Regions from separate parts of the Mus musculus genome. Here region 2 is linked to region 1. Evidence: chromatin loops called from intact Hi-C (ENCODE). Cell type or tissue: heart. All regions are shown on one strand.

Evidence for each region. A loop is a pair of places that touch in the nucleus more often than their neighbours do. Peaks named below come from ENCODE experiments on the same cell type or tissue, not always from the same donor. Only the 100,000 strongest peaks of a DNase experiment are listed, where the experiment ranks them.
Region 2: a loop joins it to region 1, with 2.9 times the contacts of the local background. A loop is called at or near these places in 7 of 42 quality-filtered maps.

The regions. Positions count from the first base shown.
Region 1 is chr4:136,979,351-136,984,350 of GRCm38, forward strand. It overlaps Zbtb40 (zinc finger and BTB domain containing 40), which reads right to left. Exons shown (of 19, transcript NM_198248.1): 19 at 382-3,894. The coding sequence ends at 3,700. Among named protein-coding and RNA genes, the nearest start is that of Epha8, 25 kb to the left of the region's middle. In heart, a CTCF peak has its summit at 2,148 (motif pointing left); no DNase peak of the experiment used is centred here; H3K27me3 peaks cover 2,010 bases.
Region 2 is chr4:136,648,686-136,653,685 of GRCm38, forward strand. Ephb2 (Eph receptor B2) reads right to left here. Exons shown (of 16, transcript NM_010142.4): 16 at 1-5,000. Among named protein-coding and RNA genes, the nearest start is that of Lactbl1, 29 kb to the left of the region's middle. In heart, CTCF peaks have their summits at 392 (motif pointing right) and 2,940 (motif pointing right); a DNase peak (open chromatin) is centred at 426; H3K4me3 peaks cover 1,003 bases; H3K27ac peaks cover 1,699 bases; H3K27me3 peaks cover 1,783 bases.

The DNA of each region.
Region 1 (5,000 bases):
TTTCTTAGTGTCAGAGATGCTGCACACTTGGTGCTTTAGGGGCCACTGACATTCAGTACATAAATGAAAAGTGGTGGATGTCGTGGGGTGTTGAGGGGGAGTTGAGAGGGGGAATTCTCCTTCTATCAGAGAACACAGGAGGCTGGCTTGTGTGTAAACCTTCTGGAGTGTACTGAGTAAATGTGGACTTTAACTTGTTCCCTAGCCCTAAGAGTAGCCACCATCTCCCTTCTTACTGCCAGAAGGGAGCTGAGCAGGTGTCCCCAGAGCCCCAGGTAGGACACTGAAGGACAACTCAGGTGGACAGAGTGCTCTGTAATGTGACCCGGGCTCCTTTGGAAGACTCATCACCACCAGTCTCCTGAAACACACAAGCCACAGTTGCTTCCTAAGTACAGACTTTATTTCTCTCCACAGTGCATGTCGAGCAGCTCTAGTTTGCAATCAGTTTTCACATCTCACGGGGCTGGCTGTCCTGGCCCTGGGTGGAAACGAGCAGCGGCGGCCTTGGGCAGGGAAACCGCGGCCAGCTTCACAATTTGGAGGCAATGTAAAATTGCTCAAGGAACGATTTCCTCAACAACACAGTCCCCAAAGAACTCACACTCTCCTCTTCTTTATAGGCCCAGTTAGACTGGAGTAGGTTTGAGTTTCTGAGTTTTAGTATAAGTCCTCAGTGCCCCAAGGTTTCCACAGCAACAAAACTATGAACCTCCTTTGACTCCCTCAGCCCTAAGTCTCTTACTCTCAATTTCTTCCAAGTGTCTGCTGGGACAGACGGGACCCGGAAGAACAAAGCTGGGGTGGGAGAGCTGACTAGAACAAACCAATGCCATCTCCACCCCTGGCCAACTTTCTAGTTCCAGAAGAAACACTTCTGTTCCTGGCAAGCACTGCCCACTCTAAGTGGGGCCGTCAGGGTCTCCATCCTTTGTCAGTACAGGTTCTCAGGCACAAGAAATTTAAAGGCACACCCTTCCATCCTCAGGACGACAGAGATCTTTCCCCCTCATTTGGCATCTGTCCCTCATCTCGGTCCTAACCATCAGTGCTCAGGCACTAGGGACAAGGCTGAGGTATCTCCTGTGGTCAGCATGGGCTGGAGGCTTCTGTAGAATGGCCAGTACAACACACAGGCCCAGAACTTACAGTACAGCAGGCTTGGATGCTGACAGAACTCAAAGCTTTTCTGACACACAGCTTAGAAGACAGTAGAGCCCATCCTGATAAAACAGCTGAGAAAGACCTTTATCTGCCACGCTCGCCTCGGCTCTGCTCATGCATGTGGACAGCAAATCTCACCTGCTCAGTCCATACACCAGCGACGGGCCAACCAGACTCCAGCTTGGCATCGCCTTCCCCTCTTTGGTGGCTGGGTCAGGAGCCTTAGGGAAGACTGGGGCCCCGTTGCTTAAATACACAAATTCCAAGGGACCTGGAGGCTCCTCTAGCTCCTGCCCACGGGCTAGGCAGGTAGTATTCATGAGGTTGAAGCAAATGGAGCCACAGTTCCATTGCAAAAGCAATGTGGACCACGGAGGCCCACATGGCAGGTCTCTGGGGCAGCAGATGGAGATTTTTCACCTTCTTCAGAGCCACTGTAAAAAGTCAGGCAGCTGGGGCAGAGGCCGCGAGTCACCAGCACAGAGCTCATTGAGGACAGGAATTCTCCATACTCCAGACCCAGCACTGCTGTGCCTCCAGCAGTGTGCATTACAGAGCTGGGCATCCAAGGATGGGCAGCCAGCCAACCTGCCCTAAGGCTTTCTGCAGCCAACTACGGTCTGGTGACTGAAGGTAGGTAGCACACCACCCAGGTTCCAGGAAAACGAGACTGTGTTTCTCAGACACTCAGGTTTCTACCTTACAGCTCTTTGTATTTAGAGACTTTCTCTCTCAGGACCTCTGTGAGGTTTGCCTTTTGCTGGGAAAAGACTTTGTTGGTGACACTACAGTTCCTAAGTCCTCCACAGCTTGTGAGGTGCTGTTCCTGACAGAAGCCTGGACGATGGACTGAGGAACCACCTCTCCACTTACAGATCGAGAGCTCCCCTGGTCGGCTGGCAGGCGCGGTCTGAAAGCCAGCAGGCTAGGGCCGCAGTGAAGAAACAGGGAGGCGAAGTCTCGGTGCTCGAGCACCATCTTCTGGTCAGTGTTTGGCTTCTGAGGCTGACTTGCTTTGAAAAACATTTACTTTTAGAAAGGGGAGATTCCCTAGCTGATGAGTTCAAACGATTTGCATATGCAATGAGGAGGGTGGGGCTGACTGGGAGAGGCTGGCCATCACTGGAATAGAAACTCACCAGTGCTGTCTTGTGCCAAGCTGAGGCCAAAGGGCAGCAGGCCTTGAACACTGCTGCGGTTTAAGCTGCTACCGCCTGTCTCCCTGTGAGCCCGCCAAGGCATGGTGGCGATGCATCTCCGCCATGATCAGAAGAGACCCTCCCTCTCTGCACATGCTTCTGCGAGCTGCACTTGGCAGGAAGGTGTGGGCTTATCTCTGAGAGCAGGTGGCTTAAAGGTGAGTGTCAAATCAGGGCATCCCCTCTGTAGGTAACCAGCCACACCAGGTGACAGGGAGCCCGGCCTGATGGGCAAATACTGTGATAACCCACTCCTCTCTTTGGGCTTCTAGAAAAGCAAGCTAGATGCAAGCCCTTCTCTCCGAGCAGTAGGAACCAACATCCATCTAATTGCACTTCCAACCGGATTCCACGAGCCATCAATTACCAGACTGTGTGTCAGGAACTGAAGATAAAAGGCTCTGTGACACTCAGACTTGAAAGGAGCATGGCGCTGCAGTAAGCATGCAGCCAGGGGGATCCCAGGGAGCAGGCCATGCACCAGGCATGTGGGCCGGCCACGGGAGAAGCAGAAGCCACCTCAGATGCCTCTAATCCGTCACATGCAGGCACAGGCCTGCCCCCAGGAGCTGCTTCATTAGACTACCACATGGTACAGAGGAAGTCAGCAAGAGGTCTCCAGGCTGGGATGCTTCAGCCTTGATTAGCTTGAAGGTGTGGCAGGCCAGAGCCTCACAGGGAGGTTCTGATATGGGAATGCAATGAACACCCAGCAAGGCAGAGGCAGCAGGATGGCCTCACATGAAGCTGCCCCCCCAGTGGCAATGCTCTGAAGCTGTGTTTTGGGAAAGACAGAGCAGGGAGGATCAGGGATGCCAATGCCTGCACTGTTAACATGGCCACCTGTCTTACAGCCTCCAAGGGGAACCTGAGCAGGGGCCAGGGAGGACAGGCTGCCACGCAGGAGTCCCTAGAGGCTGTGTGGGTGCTTCCCTGGCAGAGGCACTGGCGGTGTCTGTGGCCTTCTGCTGGCTCAGACTCAGGTAACTCTCCTGCTCCTGAGGGCAGCCAGCATGCTGTATCTCCTTGGCCATCCTGGCTACCAGCTCCCCTCCACTCTGATTCCCCCAGACTCTGATTCCAGAAGCCAGACTTCCCTGGGGTGGGTGGAGTCCAGGCATGAGCTGAAGCCTGGAGGATTGAGGCTCCACCACACAGGGCGGTAGTATTGGTGTCAGCGTGGATAGCTCAGACACTGTGGATCCTATGAGAACGACAAAGCCTCTGTTTTTCAAGTGAGAGCACCAGGGTGGAGCTCAGCCGAGCAGCTAGAGCAGAGGCAGGCAGAGAGCATCCTTGCTGGTACAGCACGGGCTCCTCTACTGAAGGAAGCCACTCACTTGGCCTCACCACAGATCAATGTGACAGTACCATCCAGCAAATCCTCCACCGTCACTGCCACAAGCTCGGAGCTGTTCTGAGAGGTCTGTGAATCTGGCAAGGTCACAAACACCTGCGAGCCAGCGAGCTGCGTCTCCTCCAACGTGATCACCTGCTCGGCCGGGGCCGCTGGCTCCGGAGCTCGGATCACCTGGAGGAAAAGACAGGAAGGCTGCTCTGGGCAGTGTCCACAGTGAGCTACCCAGAATTTACATGGCTCCTGGCTCACGCTGTAATGATGATATTTATGTTTTCACCCGAGGAGAGCAATTACTTACACCTAATGGGAAGAGGGAAGTTTCATACACCAGCGATGCAAAAGAGAGGCAGGCAGACAATTTAAATAACTCTATGCACTAAATTGCTATAATTTTGCTCGGTATGCCACCTCAGGGTGCATGGACTCTATGATTACACTCCAGTGAACAGCGGCTTCCTCGGTCTCAAGGATGCAGAGTGAGTGCCGTGCAAGAGGACCGAGGGAACAGGAGCGGTCCACCAGGAGCTCAACTGTGGCTTCTCCCACTCACTTCACTCACATGGCTCAGTGGTTAGGGGATAAGATGGAGGCTTGTCTCCTCCCCATGCTGGGCCACAGCTGCCCATGAAAACCTGCACACCCTGTTAACAGTGGCCTTCTCAGCTCCTCTGTGCTTCCTGGTGCACCTCTGAGCTGATACGGCTTGATGCATTGATGTGTTTAAGACAGCGTCTTATGTGAAAGGCATAGCCACCTGGCTCCCGAGGACCTGCCAGGGGTGGAGAGTAGGCACTGGGGAGGAAAGCAGGCTCAGCTCTGTGGCAGGCTGTGGGCTAACGGTGGTGAATCAGGAACTTGGTACAGTAGCACTGCTGTAAACGCAACTATAAACTGCCTTTTGCCTTTCTTCCCTTGAAGGATGGCGTCCCCGCCCGCCACAAGGTACCTTGCCTAGAAGCCCTGTTTCTAGGCAAGCCAACGGAAGAGAAGCCCCAGGTAGGCTGGCAGCAGGAGCCTCACCTGGACTCCTGTTCATCACACTTGCCCTGCTCCCCAGAGGCTGCAGAACCAGAGTGCCTTACACCTGATCGCTATGGCAACTGGCCAGAGAGACCTCCACTGGGAAACATCCCCATTCAACCTCCCTAGGAACAACGGACACCTGCTGGGTTCTTTTCCGTTCTGCGGCCTCTGGAGAAGACGAGAAAGTAGAAAGCACAAGGAACAGGCTGGCTCCAACTTGGCCTTCTCACATCACCAGCTAGCGAAGGCACAGG
Region 2 (5,000 bases), 330 kb before region 1:
TGTAACCAGATTCCCCAGCTTGCATTACTGTCTCCCCCTCTTCTCTTTCTCTCCCCCTCTCTCTTTGTGCTTTTTTCCCCCTTTTCTTTCTTTCTTTTTTTCTCCCTGCTAGGGCCCCTGAGTTTGGGTAGCGTCGAACCATGGGGCTTATGATGTCAAGAATTAGCACAGATTTGCCTAGTGATGGACTCTCACAAACACAAATTCTTTCCACTGGCCTCTTAGGAGATTGCGTTTGGTGAGTCATAAAATCTTGGGGTCTTTTAGCCCTTGGAATGCTACAATTCTTGGCTCAGCAGGGCCCAGAGTATATGTGCTAGCTCTTAGATGGTTTCTGGCCTTTCCTTGTTGCTTGCCTTCCCTTCCCTATGCCATACCCCCTTTTTCCAGCAGGGGGAGCCAGGCCCTCGAGGAACAGGGAGCCCCAGGTGCCTTTGCTCATCTGCTGTCACCTCAGTTTGGGTAGTGGGTAGGCTCAGGAGACTTGAGGGTCAGGTTTACCTAGAAGGTCCACCCAGCCCTAGTTTGGCCCACCAGGCCAGGTATTGAGCGAGCATGTCTGCGCTGTGGTGTTGGGGCGTTGGGGTCTCCACAGGGTGGTCCCGGCTGGGACGCAGGGCCCCTGTGAAGTATTAGGTTCCTGATTCTTCCCGGATCAGCTTTCCCGAAGCAGTCGTCCTGCTGTGAACTTAACTCAGCTGGACTCTGGGGCTTCGGGGGTCTTTTTGATTTTTCTGAAACCCTAACCCAGTCTGGGCACATTCCTGAGGGTTCGTCCTGCCTTCTCCACTGTCAGGGTCTTAGTTTGTGTCTGGGCTTTGGGCATCTTATCTGATATGAGGCTCCACCCTAAGCGCTGCTCAGTACACTCGGTGCAGATTGTTACAGGGTTGTGGGTGGGAGGCGGGAGGAGGCGGAGCAGGGGGCCCTCCGGGGCGGGCAGGAATCTCCCACTGTTCAGATGGGGAATTCTGACTCAGGGAGGCATGGTGGAGCCCTGGAATCCTCAATTCGACATGCAGTAGTGGGTAAGGTGCTTATCCTATGGGTGATTACAAGCACTTGCAAACACACGTTCAGTCAGCAGGCTGTAGGTGTTAGGATTGGCTGGGTTCCCCCCACCCCCCTTGAGAGCCATGTTCCTCACTAGCGAAGAGGGGGCAGGGAGATTTTGGCACTTGGCATAGGGTAATCTGTTCAGATATTAGTCCTTGAGGCTTCAATCGCCTGAGGCCAGCTTGCTGGGTGGGGGTCGGGGACTCTCTGAACCCACTTTGGCCCAAGTCCTTTCTTGAGGCCAACACCCCAACACTGGTTTCTCTGTGGGAAAAGCTGACTGGGGCCAAGCTCGCTCTCCAGCCAGTTTTGTGGTAACAGTCACTGGCTGGGAATCTGAGGCAAGGCTGGCTGGCTGGTGGTGTATGCCCATGTGTGGACATCATAGCTACAACCAGAAGCAGATGGGCTGAGGGTGTAGCTCAGTTGGTAGAGCGCTTGCTTCCCAAGCACAAAGACCCCGGCTTCCCGACCCTAGCACTGCAAAACCAGACGTGGTGGTGTGCGCCTGTAATCCCAGCCCTTGGGAGGTAGAGCGAGGAGGATCGGACGTTCAATAGTGGTCATCCCTGACTGCACAGTGAGTTTGGGGTCAGACTGGGATATATGAGACTCTTTCAAAATAAAAAGAGATGAATCAGGGAACACAAAGCCAAGCTCCTCTCTCCCAGGCTGCGGAAGTGGAGTCGGGTTTGTCCGTGTTGGAAAGTAAATGGCAGAGTCTGGGCTCTCTTGGAGTCCCGAGGGCTCTTCCAGGGGCTTGCTGGAAGCTCCTCTTTTGATTTGATGGCTGAAACTGACTCTTTTTTTTTTCTAGAACACTGGTTCTCAACCTGTGGGTCGTGACCACTTTGGGAGTTGAATGACTCCATTCTCAGGGGTTGTCTAAGTCCACTGGAAAACACAGATATTTACATCATGATTCATAACAATAGCCAAGTTACAGTTATAAAGTAGCAATGAAAACATTTTTATGAGCTAGGTGGTAGTGGCGCACCCCTTTAACCCCAGCACCTAGAAGGCAGAGGGAGGTGGATCTCTGTGAGTTCAAGGCCAGCCTGGTCTACAGAGTGAGTTCCAGAACAGCCAGGGCTACACAGAGAAACCCTGTCTCAAAAAGCCAAATCAAACCACAACAAATGGTTGGGGGTCACCACACCGTGAGGAATTGTGTTAAAGGGTTGCAGCATTGGGAAGGTTGAGAACCACTGCTCTATAATCTAATGGTAGTCCTACTAATCTCTGCTTGGTAGCCTCTGTGGCTGGACCTTAATTCCATGCCCTACACTCACACCAACTCATGCCCCACAACACCTCCAGATGTTTTTGCGCTGCACTGTTGAAGCTGCTACGTTTTGGAGTGACCTTTCTCTCAGCCTGTAGCCTCCCCCTGAAAGCCCACCCTGATAGCCCATCCCATCTGGTTTTCTCTTGCCTCATACGCCAGAGCTGGATTCCTTTGTTTTCTGCGCCTAAGTGACCATGTTCGGGTGGACCCTGGTGCGGGGAAGCCAAGGCTTGTGGCCCTTTCTGGAGCCGTGGCCCTGAACCAGTGTTTTACTTTGCGGGACCGAGGTGGACAAAGGGTTTTCCAGGCCTGCAGCACCCAGCCTAATGCTCCTGTTTTATAGATGAGAAGCTATGGCCCAGTGAGGAACAGTCTCTCCTGGGGCCCGTGGCCCTAGTTAGTGACAGAAGTAGGTTACATCTTGTCTTTTGAGTGCATTTGCACCTCTCCCTGCCAAAGGTCTTCCTCTGGGAACTGTCCCTGGAAATGACAGGCACCTGGAGAAGCAAGGGTGGCATTGGGGTGGGTGGTGGTCTCCGGTGGGAGTCCTTCAGCAAGGGGTGGGATCTATGAGGGGGTGCAATGTTAGTGAGTGCCCACAAGGGGGCAGCATAGACCTCTCAGCCATAGAGAAGGTGGGCGCTCTGGATACTGGAAAGGGTGGACTTGAGGCCCAGCTGGTAAGTAGATTGTATAAGTGTTCTCTGCTACTCTTGTGTCTGCTCAGAAGCAGTGGGTCTAGCACTAAGGATGTCACTATTGACCATAACTTCTTTCCTAGAGATAAGGTCTTATGTGGCCCAGGCTGGCTTTGAACTCACTAAGTAGCTAAGGATGCCACTGATCTTCTAACCCTCCTGCCTCCATTTCTTGAGTACCGAGTTTACAGTCATATATTACCATATCCGGTTTATGCAGTGCTGGGGGGTGGAACCGAGTGCTTTGTGCATGCCAGGCAAGCGTGCTACCAACCTACCAGCAAGACACCTTCAATACCGGCTCAGGAACAGGCCTGTTGATTGCCACTAACAGCCCATTGTGAGACTTCTGGGGTGGGTGGCACAGCTCCGTCATACTTAACTTGGCCCCGAGTGGCTCTTCCAGGCACACTCTCCCAGAGCAGCTGGCCCCACTTCCATGGTGCCCTGGCCCAGGTTCACAAAACAGCTTTCTTTCCTCAAGAAACAAGCTTGGGCTGAACAGCCGGAAGCGGTTCCTGATGCTGGGCAGGTGGGAGCTAGTGCTTGGGGGGGCTGGGAGTGGGGAGATGGATGGGGGGTGGAGCCAGGAAGGGATTAGTAACTAGGCAGCAGATAGCTCCAAGCTGTGTGCCCATGTGAGCGGGCAGCCTAAGTGGAAGGCGCTTGGCAGCAGGGCCTACCACTCCCTGCTGAGCATTGAGGAGTGGGGGGAGGACGATGTCTTGTAGTTGAGAAGTGAGCAGGGCCTACACTCAGGACTGCCACAGTGACGGTGTCTGTTTGGTACCCTGAAGAGGAGACAGAAGGTCTGGATAGCACCCGTATTCTGGAAGTAGACATGTAGAGTCCTACGGCTTTACACGAATACTTTGGGCACTAGAGGGTGGATGGGCAGATGAGCTGGCTAGAAGACGCCAGCCTAGTGGCTTAAGGCAGGAAGCCATCTGACGGAAACACTGACTGCCAGGCCTCGTGGGGCTCTGGGGTGGTGGGAGGTGGGCTGGGGAGACAGTTAATCTGCAGAGCATCAGAGAAGCTCCCACCAGAAGGTGACCTTGTGTGCTGGGACAGCTGCCATCCGCGCTGGGTGTCTTTGGGCCATTAAGGGATGGCCAACGGGCCGCTGTTTGCTGCTTTGTGGGAAACTTGCCAATACTTGCCCTGTGTCCAGGCCCGCTGTCCCTACCCCAGGGACAAGCTTCCTCTCTAATCCCTTCCTTCCCTCTGCTCCCGGGTTGAGAATAGGTGAAGGACAGATGACAGGCTGAGCCACGATGGTTTTGCTCACTGCAGGGTCTTTTGCTGGTGGCCTGTGGCCTCAATCTTCCCCCATGGATAGGCTCCTCAAAGATGCTCACCAGACAAAGGAAATGGTCCTGAGATGAGCTGTCTCTGGGATACCCCTTCCTCTTCTAACAGTCTTATCTGCAGCACACACACTTCCTGCCTCCTTCTCCTCCTCTTCCTTCTCTTCCTCCTTCTCCTCCTCCACACAAAAGAACTACTCACAGTAAGTCCGAGCCCTTAGCACAGGAGACAGCATTGTGTGGGGGAGGGGGTTACATTTGTGGCTGAATGGGGTCCACGGGCCACCACTTCTAACGTGGCTTACTTAGCCAGGCACTGTACACGCAACGCAGAGCTGAGCCAACCCAGTGCCTACGCTTCTCTGCCTGTGCTTCTGATGACCCTAGGCTAAGAAGGCTACATGAGCTTCTTTGTTTGTTTGTTTGATTGCCTCCATGAGTTTCCTCAGCCTGGGCCTTTTGGATCCTGAGGGGCAGGGGGAAGAGTCCCTTGCAAGAGCATTAAAGTCATTTGGCAGGTCCCAAAGGTGCCAGGATCTTTTTCTTGGAACTTACAGAGTACAGGGGTCATTTTATAACTAAAGCATTTATTTCCATTCAATTCACTAACCGATTGTTCTGCTCGGATTCCCTGCATTTGCTCACAGG